Linked DNA regions of Homo sapiens: region 1 is linked to region 2. A link is an interaction called in ENCODE POLR2A ChIA-PET data of the cell type or tissue named here. Cell type or tissue: B cell. All regions are shown on one strand. Links, peaks and the distances in the headings refer to the core of each region. The heading gives the core; the rest is flanking DNA.

What was found. Peaks named below come from ENCODE experiments on the same cell type or tissue, not always from the same donor. Only the 100,000 strongest peaks of a DNase experiment are listed, where the experiment ranks them.
Region 1: POLR2A ChIA-PET joins it to region 2 with 7 read pairs; 4 of 35 experiments call an interaction of 5 or more read pairs at or near these places.

What each region holds. Positions count from the first base shown.
Region 1 is chr2:69,703,582-69,708,966 of GRCh38, forward strand. It overlaps a transcript of ANXA4 not described here. Among named protein-coding and RNA genes, the nearest start is that of ANXA4, 36 kb to the right of the region's middle. In B cell, for the core only: no CTCF peak of the experiment used is centred there; no DNase peak of the experiment used is centred there; H3K27me3 peaks cover 775 bases.
Region 2 is chr2:69,772,735-69,778,119 of GRCh38, forward strand. The region is part of intron 1 of ANXA4 (annexin A4); the gene reads left to right. Among named protein-coding and RNA genes, the nearest start is that of SMANTIS, 24 kb to the right of the region's middle. In B cell, for the core only: no CTCF peak of the experiment used is centred there; DNase peaks (open chromatin) are centred at 2,280 and 3,057; H3K4me3 peaks cover 1,622 bases; H3K27ac peaks cover 3,490 bases.

The DNA of each region.
Region 1 (5,385 bases), core at 302-5,301, 69 kb before region 2:
TTTCTGGAATTTACTTTGATGAAAGAAGAGGAGTTATACAGCTTGACTCTTTTTTTCTCCCAGATAGTCCTGCCATAGTCTCAACACTGTTTTCTGAATAATTCATCTTTCCTCTCATGGATTAGAAATGTCACCACTATCATCTACTAAATTCTCATTTTAGTTTATTTCTGGATTTCCTATTTTATTCCATTATCTATCTAAATCTCTGCTAGAATCAAACTGGGTTATTTTTTTCACTTATTTACTTATTTTAGTGATGGAGTCTTACTACGTTGCTCAGGCTGGATTCAAGCCATCCTCCTACCTCAGCCTCCCAGGTAGCTAGGACTACAGGTGCGTGCCACCCCCCCGCAGCTTAAATGTTTTAATTCTTGTAACTTCAAAATGTATTTAAATATTTAATCTAACTGCCTCCCCTCCCCTAATATCTTTCTGTTGAGATTTTCTTCTTGGCTATTCTTTCTTGTTTATTTCTACAGATGACCCCAATATTATCTTGTAAAATGTTGAAAAGAAATTTTTAAATATTTTTATTGGGATCACATTGAATTGATAGATTAAATACAGCAAGAAATAATACCCCTTAATAGAGATTTTATATTTTCTTTATATGGTCCTGCCTATTTCTAGTTAAGTTTATTTTCAGATAAATTGATCATAGTGTTCCTATTTAAATGGGATCTTTTCTTTCATTATATTTTCTAACGAGCCATTTTGTACAGTAATTATACAAAAAGTAACTAACTACTTTACTAAAATTCTCTTATAATTTCTGTTAGCTTTTCTGGCAAAACAAACCACCCAATACTTAGCGTCTTAAAATAAGAAACATTATTTCTCAACTCTGTGGGTCAACTGGCAGTTTTTCTGGTCTGGGCCAACTCGGTTTATTTCTGCAGAAAACTGGCACTTTAATTGGCCTCGATAGACGAGAGTGGCTTCACTCAGATGTCTGGTAGTTGGTTCTGTGTCAGCTGGAGCAACAGGGATGAAGAGTCTGTGTGTTTCTCATCATGCCGCGGGCTAACCTAGGCTCATTCACAGAGCAGTGGTCTCAGCCTCTTAAAATGGTAAAAGAAGGCAAGTCTTAACACACAAACAGTTTTCAAGTTTCTGCTTGCATCATGTTTGCTAATGTCCCATTGTTCTAAAGAAAGTCACATGGTTGAGCTCATAGTGTGAAGAAATATACTTCATTTCTGAGAAGAGCTGCAAAAGATTGTAGCTGTTTTTGCAATCTCCCCCAGATTCCTAACATTTCTTTTTGGCCTATTTTTGTCAGGTTTCTAGTTATTATTTGATATCATTTAAATTAATAAATCCTCCTTACCTCAAGAGGTAATTTTAACTCTTAAATTATTTTCTTACTTAATCATACTGGTTAGGATTTCCAAAACATTATTAAAGTATAGTATCTTACTTTAAAAGGTTACTGATGGGCCTGTAATTCCAGGACTTTTGGAGGCTGAGGGAGGAGGATCACTGGAGGCCAGGAATTTGAGACCAGCCTGGGTGACATAGAGAGACTGCCCACTACTTCTACAAAAATAAAAAATAAAAAATTAGCCAAGCGTGGTGGTGTGCAACTGTGGTCCCAGCTACTTGAGAGGCTGAGGTGGGAGGATCACTGAAGCCTGAGAAGTCTGGGCTTCAGTGAGCCAAGATCATGCCTCTGCACTCCAGCCTGGGTGACAGAGTGAGATGCTGTCTCAAAAAAAGAAAGAAAAAAAAAGTTACTAATGGTTATCTAATGGGTCGTGGGATTATAGGGCTTCCTTTTTATTATTTTGCCTCTTGTTAGTCTCTACTTTTTCTACAATGAATATGTGCTGCTTATATAATCAAATCATTGGTTTGTTGGCACACCATCACTTTGGGATGGCTCAGAGCGTCCCAGTTCACCCTAAAGTGTAAGCTGCAGTAACCATCCTGGTTGTAACCAGAATCTTTGTTCTACAATTTGGAATTGGAGTCTCCTTATAATCTAAAGATTTTGTAGTTGTTAACATATTAACACTTTCGATTTTATAATGTATTCTTACGTGTCTTTTAAGCACATACTTCTGGCTGGGAGTGGTGGCTCATGACTGTAATCCCAGCACTTTGGGAGGCCAAGGCGGGTGGATCACTTGAGGTCAGGAGTTCGAGACCAGCCTGGCCAACATGGTGAGACCCTGTTTCTATTAAAAATACAAAAATTAGCCAGGCCTGGTGCCGGGCACCTGTAGTCCCAGCTACTTGGGAGGCTGAGGCAGGACAATCGCTTGAATCCAGGAGGTGGAGGTTGCAGTGAGCTAAGATCATGCCACTGGACTCCAGCCTAGGTAACAGAGCAAGACTTTGTCTCAAAAAACAAAACAAAACAAAGCACATACTTCCTCAAAGTGCTTTAAGGTACATGTTAATTTTTTTAATTAAAATTTTTTATTAAAAAATATATATATCTGTGTAGTGTGAGAACAAAAAAAGAAAAAGCATAATATCTTCTTTCTTTAATGGAAATTAAAGTATGATGCTGAATTTTTATAATGGCAAAAATAATCTAGCTATTTCTAAGATACTAAGACTCTGGTTTTTGTTTTGATTTTGGTTTGTTTGTTAAATCAGGAATGAATGTTCAATTTTGCTAAATGGCATTTCAGTATCTAGTGTGATGATTATACTTTTTCCTTTGATCTGTTAATATAGTAGCACATTGGTACAATTCCTTTTTTTTTTTTTTTTTTTTTTTTTTTTTGAGGAATCTCACTCTGTCACCCAGGCTGGGGTACAGTGGTTCGATCTCAGCTCACTGCAACCTCTGCCTCCCGGGTTCAAGCGATTCTCCTGCCTCAGCCTCCCGAGTAGCTGGCATCACAGGTGCCCACCACCATGCCTGGCTAATTTTTGTATTTTTAGTAGAGACGGGGGTTTCGCCAGTTTGGCCAGGCTGGTCTCGAACTCCTGACTTCAGGTGATCCACCTGCCTCAGCCTCCCAAAGTGCTGGGATTACAGGCATGAGCCACCGCGCCCAGTCGGTACAATTCCTAATAATGGGCCATGCCTGCATTTCTGGAACCTCACTGGGTTGAGGAGTTTTTTTGTTATTGCTGGTATAGAACAATTGTGTCTCCATACATCTGCCTATTCTGGACATTTCATAGAAATGGAATCATACTATACGTGACCTTTTGTGTCTAGCTTCTTTCACTTAGTGTGTTTTCAAGGTTCCTCTATGCTATATCATGTATCAGTAAATCATTACTTGTTATGGCCGAATAATTTCTCATTGTATGGATAGACCACATAGAAATGCTTTTATGTCATCTACCAAGTTAATGTTCGTATCATCTTCCTCCTTTATTTCACATCTCTAGTGGATTACATTGTAGATATTCTGGTGTTGGAAAACCCTTTCATTCCTGAAATACACTTGACTTGGTTGTGATTATTATTCATTTAATAAATTGCTAGATTCGATTTGCTAGTATTGTATGTAGAATACTGGTATCTTTCTATATGTGAGCTTAGCCTATATTTTATATTTCTTTTGCTCTCCTCATTTAGCTCTGGTATAGGGTTATGCTAGCACAGTAATATTTGTATAAGATAGGAAATATTTCTTCCTTAAATGTCTGATAGACCCTAGCCATAGAGTCATAGGATCTGTTCCCTTTTGGAAAGTAGGTCTCGGCTAGCATTTCAGTTTCTTCTATAGTTATTGGTTTATCCAATCTTTCTACTTCTTCCTGGGTCAGTCTAATGTGCAAGCAGTAATGTGTACAAAACAGCTTGATGAGATATCACAAAACAACACCCAGGTCAAGAAATACAAAATTGCCAATATTCCAGGAATCCCACTGGTGATTCCTCCCAATTACTGTTTATTTTCTTTCCAAAGTAATTATTACCTTAATTTCAATGATAATTATTTCCTTGCTTTTCTTTATAGTTTTATCTCATAACCGTGGAACCCCAAACACGACAGTTGTTCTTCGCATGTATTTAAATTTTAAAAAATTTAATTTTAGTTTTTGTAGGTACATAGTAGGTGTATTTATTTATGGGGTACATGAGATGTTTTGATACAGGCATGCTACGCATAACAATCGCATCATATAAAATGGGGTATCCATCCCCTCAAACATTTATCCTTTGTGTTACAAACAACCCAATTATACTCTTTTAGTTATTTTAAAATGTACAATTAAATTATTATTGACTATAATCACTCTGTCATGCTATCAAATACTAGGTCTTATTCGTTCTATTTTTTTGTACCCATTAACCATCCCCACTACCCACAGCCACCTCCACTACCCTTCCCAGCCTCTGGTAACCATCCTCCTACTCTCTATCACTGTATTTAAATTTTATGTAAACGAAGTTACACAATATTTATTCTTATGGACTGGTTTGTTCCACTCAGCAACATGGTTTTCTCCTGCCATTTCCTGTTTTCAGTATTTTGCAGCAGAGTGCCCAACATAGAACATAATCGCAAATATTCCACTGCAGAAAAGAGGTGCTAGTGCTTAAGCACAAACGGGAGACATGATTATTTTGCTTTAAATAAATACTTAAACACAGCTCAGGTCCTGCAAGTATCTGGACTCTAGGTCTGAGTAGTGGAGCTGAGTCCCACTTGGGCCCACAATGATATCATGATTCCCCCCTTCCTCTCAGTGATCAATACGTGGCATCGAGTGCCAATGGTCAAACGTGATCGCAATGAGCTCCTTTTCTAGAGCCTTCCGCAACTCTCTACGGACACGACTAGCCAGGATAAAGACCATTAGAATTGTTCGGTCAGTGGTCCGTAACAGTTAAGTATTTTAAGGCTGTCCATGGCGAAACCCTGTCTCTACAAAAAATACAAAAATTAGCCAGGCTGGTGGCATCCGCCTGTGATCCCGGCTACTCGGGAGGCTGAGGTGGGAGGATCACTTGAGCCTGGGAGAAGAAAGAAAGAGAGAGAGAGAGAGAGAGAAGTATTCTTCATGGGTCTCTTGGTTTTTTTTATCGGGGAGACAGATGCATTTAGGTGATTTTCTTCAGCTCATCCTGCAGGACCAGCAGGTCCCTGTTTCTGAGGACCACATGCCCTTGAAGAAAGCTTTGCCCCTTTCCTCTCTGAAGATGGTCCTCCAACAATCGAGGGTGCCTGTGTACTCGAGGTCAGCTTCTTTGCCTCGACTGCATCTGCATCCCATCCACCTAGGCAGGCAGATCATTTGAGGCCAGGAGTTCGAAACCAGCCTGGTCAACATGGTGAAACCCTGTCTCTACTAAAAATACAAAAATCAGCCAAGAAGGGTCACACGTGCCTATAATCCCAGCTACCAAACTTAAAAAAAAAAACCTCTACTATATCTTCTGAATAATAATTTGAATATTATTTC
Region 2 (5,385 bases), core at 279-5,278:
GTGGCCAGGCGCAGTGGCTCACACCTGTAATCCCAGCACTTTGGGAGGCCGAGGCGGGCAGATCATGAGGTCAGGAGATCAAGACCATCCTGGCAAACATGGTGAAACCCTGTCTCTACTAAAAATACAAAAATTAGCTGGGCATGGTGGCAGGCGTCTGTGATCCAAGCTACTTGGGAGGCTGAGGCAGGAGAATCACTTGAACCCGGGAGGCGGAGGTTGCAGTGAGCCGAGATCATGCCACTGCACTCCAGCCTGGCAACAGAGCGAGACTGTCTCAAAAAAAAAAGAAAGAAAGAAAGAAAGAAATTTGTTTTGTACTAGTAAAACTTTAATAAATAAACAACAGCTGTCTGTATATAAATGTGTATATTACACTGTGTGCTGTCCAAGTTTCAAAATAAATTGAATAAAAGTACCCAGTGTTCAAGTATGATACCTTCTTTTTCCTTAAGTGAAATATTTCTAGCTCCTTGTGTAATGACTCTCAGTATTTCCAGAAGGCTTTGCTCAAGATGTCTTTCCACTTCTTGATGTGGTAAAAAGGAGTGGAATGTTCATATTAAAGCTTGCCTCTTTTGGAGAGGTGTCCCCCTTCCCTGCCTCCTCACTTGTCATTTATTCCAAAACTACATGAAAGCAAAGGGAAGGCCCTTGCTCTGAAAAGCAGTATCTGCCAGGGTTGTCAGCCAATTAGCATATGAATCATACTTACCAAGGGATATGGGTACATGTGGATCATTCACATGACATGAAACAGGGCCTCCAGACCAAGGACTGGCTAAGATCTGTGAAGGTCTTAAGTTTTGCCCCTGATTTTTTGTTTGTTTGTTTGTTTATCAATATTTGTTTTATTCTCCTTTCTTTTCTTTTCTTTTCTTTCCTTCTTTTTTTTTTTTTTTTTTTTTTTTGTTTTCGACAGAGTCTTGCTCTGTCACCCAGGCTAGAGTGCAGTGGCGTGATCTCAGCTCACTGCAACCTCTGCCTCCTGGGTTCAAGCAATTCTACTTCCTCAGCCTCCCGAGTATCTGGGATTACAGGCGTGCACCACCACGCCTGGCTAATTTTTGTATTTTTAGTAGAGACGGGGTTTCACCATATTGGTCAGGCTGGTCTTGAACTCCTGACCTCGTGATTCGCCTGCCTCGGCCTCCCAAAGTGCTGGGATTACAGGCATGAGTCACCGCGCCCGTCCTCAAGCAATTCTTGTACCTCAGCCTCCCTAGTAGCTGGGATTACAGGCATGCCAGGCTAATTTTGCTATTTTTAGTAGAGGCAGGGTTTCACCGTGTTGGCCAGGCTGGTCTCGAACTCCTGACCTCAGGTGATCTGCCCGCCCCTGCCTCCCACAATGCTGGGATTACAGGCGTGAGCCATCTCACCCTGCCCTATGTGTTAATAACCATTTAAAAATTTCCACCCTGCTAAGACTAGTCCGTGACTCTCTGTGCCTTTCTCCATTCTTCTCTTAACTAACCTCATGTTTTTATTAGCATCTGTAAGACCCATAAGGGGAAACTGAGAGAGAAAATTCAATAAGACTCCCTTGGTTTTGCAGCAGTAAGGTTATATGAGGTGTTTATGTAAAAGGAGCCCCCCCCCCCCCTTTTTTTTTTTTTTTGAGACAGAGTTTCGCTCTTGTTGCCCAGGTTGGAGAGCAGTGGCGCAATCTCAGCTCACTGCAACCTCCGCCTCCCAGGTTCAAGTGATTCTTCTGCCTCAGCCTTCCGAGTAGCTGGGATTACAGGCACCCGCCACCATGCCTGACTAATTGTTTGTATATTTAGTAGAGACGGGGTTTCATCAGGTTGGCCAGGCTGGTCTCAAACTCCTGACCTCAGGTAGTCCACCCACCTCGGCCTCCCAAAGTGCAGAGATTACAGGCGTGAGCCACCGCGTCCAGCCAAAAGGAGCCCCCTTAATCACAGCGTTTACCATGACCTGGGTAACAGGCATATTCAGCAGACAAATACCCCGATGATCATCAAGCCAGTCCTCTGTGGTTTGCATATGAAGCACATCAGCTGCTTCATCAGGGGTATTCTACTTGGCATTTATAAGGGGAGAGGAACAGTCCCCCTTCTCAGGGTAAACAGACCTTAGTGTGGCTTTTGTCCAGTCCACCAGGCTGGATGTTCTCTCAGGAATAACCTCCTATGTGTCTGGACCACCTGAAACATCTGCGATTGCTCCATAGAGAGCTGTGGGTCCTGCATCAACCCAAACATGAATGCTAGCATTTTGAATACTCTGCAGTGTTCGAAACCTAAGACACTGTCACTCACTTAGTTACTCACACAACCCATTTGAATAAAGGTTCTTCAGGAAGTTTATGATACTGATCTACAAAATGAAATAACTTCTTCACACTATACCCTGTGGTTTCAATCGTTTCATGGTTTGCCTTCCACCCCACATAAACTGCCTTCTTGGTTACCAGAGTTCTTAGTGATATTGTCTAATCTCAGCATGATTTTGCCATTGGTGGGTGGCTTTGCAGTTACTGGCTAGAGCGCAGACTCACTGAAATCTGAGCTTGGTCTGACCCAGCACTCTCTTTTAATTTTATTTTATCTGTTACAGATAATAACCAAGGGACTGAATATATCGCCTTTTCTTATTAGTTTGCATTTCCTTATGCTTCCAGTGAGCCAACACCTTGGGGTAGCTTTTACCTTTACTAACAGATCTCAGCATGGTATGCTACTCCGTACCATGAGTGGCTGTTACCAATGCCATGGGTTCTTGTAATCACCCAGGATAGAAATCAAGAGCAATCACCATACATAGCAGCAAAGAGAAAGTTTGTTTTGGCTCATGCACAAGGGAGCCAGTGCTGAGAAAGGAAAAGAAACAGACTGCTATCGGAGGATAGTGTGTGGGTTAGTTTTATAGGGTCTTTCCATGGGAAAGGGTTACATCAGAGCATGTATAGGAGAGGCTTTTCTAGCACTCATGCTTCTTCATGCATCATATGCAACATTAGTATTTTAAATCTCCACCCCATGCATTTTTAGCCTTAAAATGAGGAAGGGTAACTGTAGGTTGGACTTTAAGTCTAGCTATGCATGCAGGGCTCCAGGGAAGTCCCCAGCCCCCTGAAATAGGAACTCGTGGTTAATAAGCTTCTTGGGTCTTTTGTTATTAATTGGCTGAGAGTTAGATAAGTTAAAGCTTGAGTGAATGGCTTCTATCATTTTCTTCCAGGCCATTTTATTTATTTTTATTTTATTTATTTATTTATTTATTTATTTATTGAGACAGAGTCTCACTCTGTTGCCCAGGCTGGAGTGCAGTGGTGCAATCTTGGTTCACTGCAGCCTCCACTTCTGGGGGTTCACATGATTCTCCTGCCTCAGCCTCCTGAGTAGCTGGGATTACAGGCACTCACCACCATGCCCAGCTTAATTTTTATATTTTTATTAGAGATAGGGTTTCACCATGTTGGCCAGGCTGATCTCAAACTCCTGACCTCAGGTGATCTACCCACCTCAGCCTCCCAAAGTGCTGGAATTACAGGCGTGAGCCACCATGCCTGGCCCAGACCATTTAAAAATAGGGAACCCACCAGCCTGCCTATCTCATGACCATGTGGCCACCCAGGAATCAAAGTTTCTCATCCCCAACCCTTTTGTTCTTTCTCTTCCCAAACCACATATTTCTGCAAGCCAGGGCCATTCTAGCAAATCCCACTTCTGACACCAATTGTATAGGAAAACAAACTATTTTTCCTTATACTTTAACACTTTTTCACTTCTAGCACCAGATGTGATGGGTGAGGGGGTGGGGTGGGGGTTCCCACATCAAGCATCAAGCAGTTCTTCAGTTCTCTTTGGACACCAACTGGGTGTGCCACAATTTAACTAAATTCTGACACTATCAAGTTAGCACAGACCCCACTGGTTAAGGCAGGGGTGTCCAATCTTTCGGCTTCCCTGGGCCACATTGGAAGAAGAATAATTGTCTTGGACCACACATAAAATACACTAACACTAACAATAGCTCATGAGAAAAAAAAATTGCAAAAAATCTCATAATGTTTTAATAAAGTTTATGAATTTGTGTTGAGCCAGATTCAAAGCTGTCCTGGGCCACATGTGGCCCACGAGCCACAGGTTGGACAAGCTTGGGTTAAGGGATCAGTCCCACAGTCCTCCACCACTTCAGATGCCAGTGTCAAGTCCAGCTTGTCACCTGTGCTTCTGATGGAATGGCTAGAAATCAGAGGTTCCCATGACCCCCTGTTGACTTTCATCATTTGCTAGAATGGCTCACAGGACTCAGGAAAACAGTTTACTTACTGGATTATCAGTTTATGATAAAGAGCTACAGATCAGGAACAGCCAAATGGAAGAATGCATAGGGTGGGGCACGTGGGGAGGGGCTCACAGCTTCCACGGCCTCTCCAGGCGCACGTCTTCCCAGCACCTCCATATGTTCACTAACCTGGAAGCTCTTCAACCCCTCCACTCCCTATTTCCCACTGTCCTTTGGGTTTTTATGGAGTCTTTGTTACATAGGCATGATTGATCCAATCATTGGCCATTGGTGATGAAATCAATCTCCAGCCCTTCTCTCCTCCCCTGAGGTGAGAGGTTGGGCTGAAAATTCCAACTCTTTAATCACAGAGTTTGTTTACCAGGGCAACCAGCCCCCCATCCTATAGTTATCTGGGGGCTTTCCAGACGTCCCCTCATTAACATGAACTCAGGTGCGGTTAACCGGGCTTGTTATGAATAACAAAAGATGCTCCTTTCACCCTTATTGTTCTTATCGCTTACAAAATTCCAAGGGATTTAGGAGTTATGTACCAGGAACAGGAGGAGAACAGGTGTATATCCCTTACTCTAAGTCACAATATTATATGGCCTGACTGCATCTTCATCTCATGCCACTCTTGCCCTTGTTCACAATGCTTTTGTCCATCCTTCAAACACAGTAAGCCAATTTCTGCTGCAGGGCCTTTGCACTGACTGCTCCAGCTACCTGAAAGAGTTCTCCTTCAGAATTTTGAACGGCTAGCCCCTTCCCTTCATTCAGGTCTTAGTTCAGATGTCAACTCAGAGATGCCTTCCGGATCGCCCTGCCCAGGCCAGCTTCTTCCTGGTAACCTGATCCTGTCATCCTCCATGTCAGGGGTCAGCAAATGTTTTCTGTGAAGGGCCAGATAATAAATATTCTTAGCTTCCTGGGCCACATGGTCTCTGTCACAACTACTCATTTCTGCTGTTGTAGCTTGAAAGTAGCCACAGACAAAATATAAACAAACACGTGTGACTGTTCCAATAAGTCTTCGAAGTTTGAATTTTGTACAATTTTCACATGTAATAAAATATCCCTTATTTGATTTTCTGGTCAATTATTTAAAAATATAAAGACATTCTT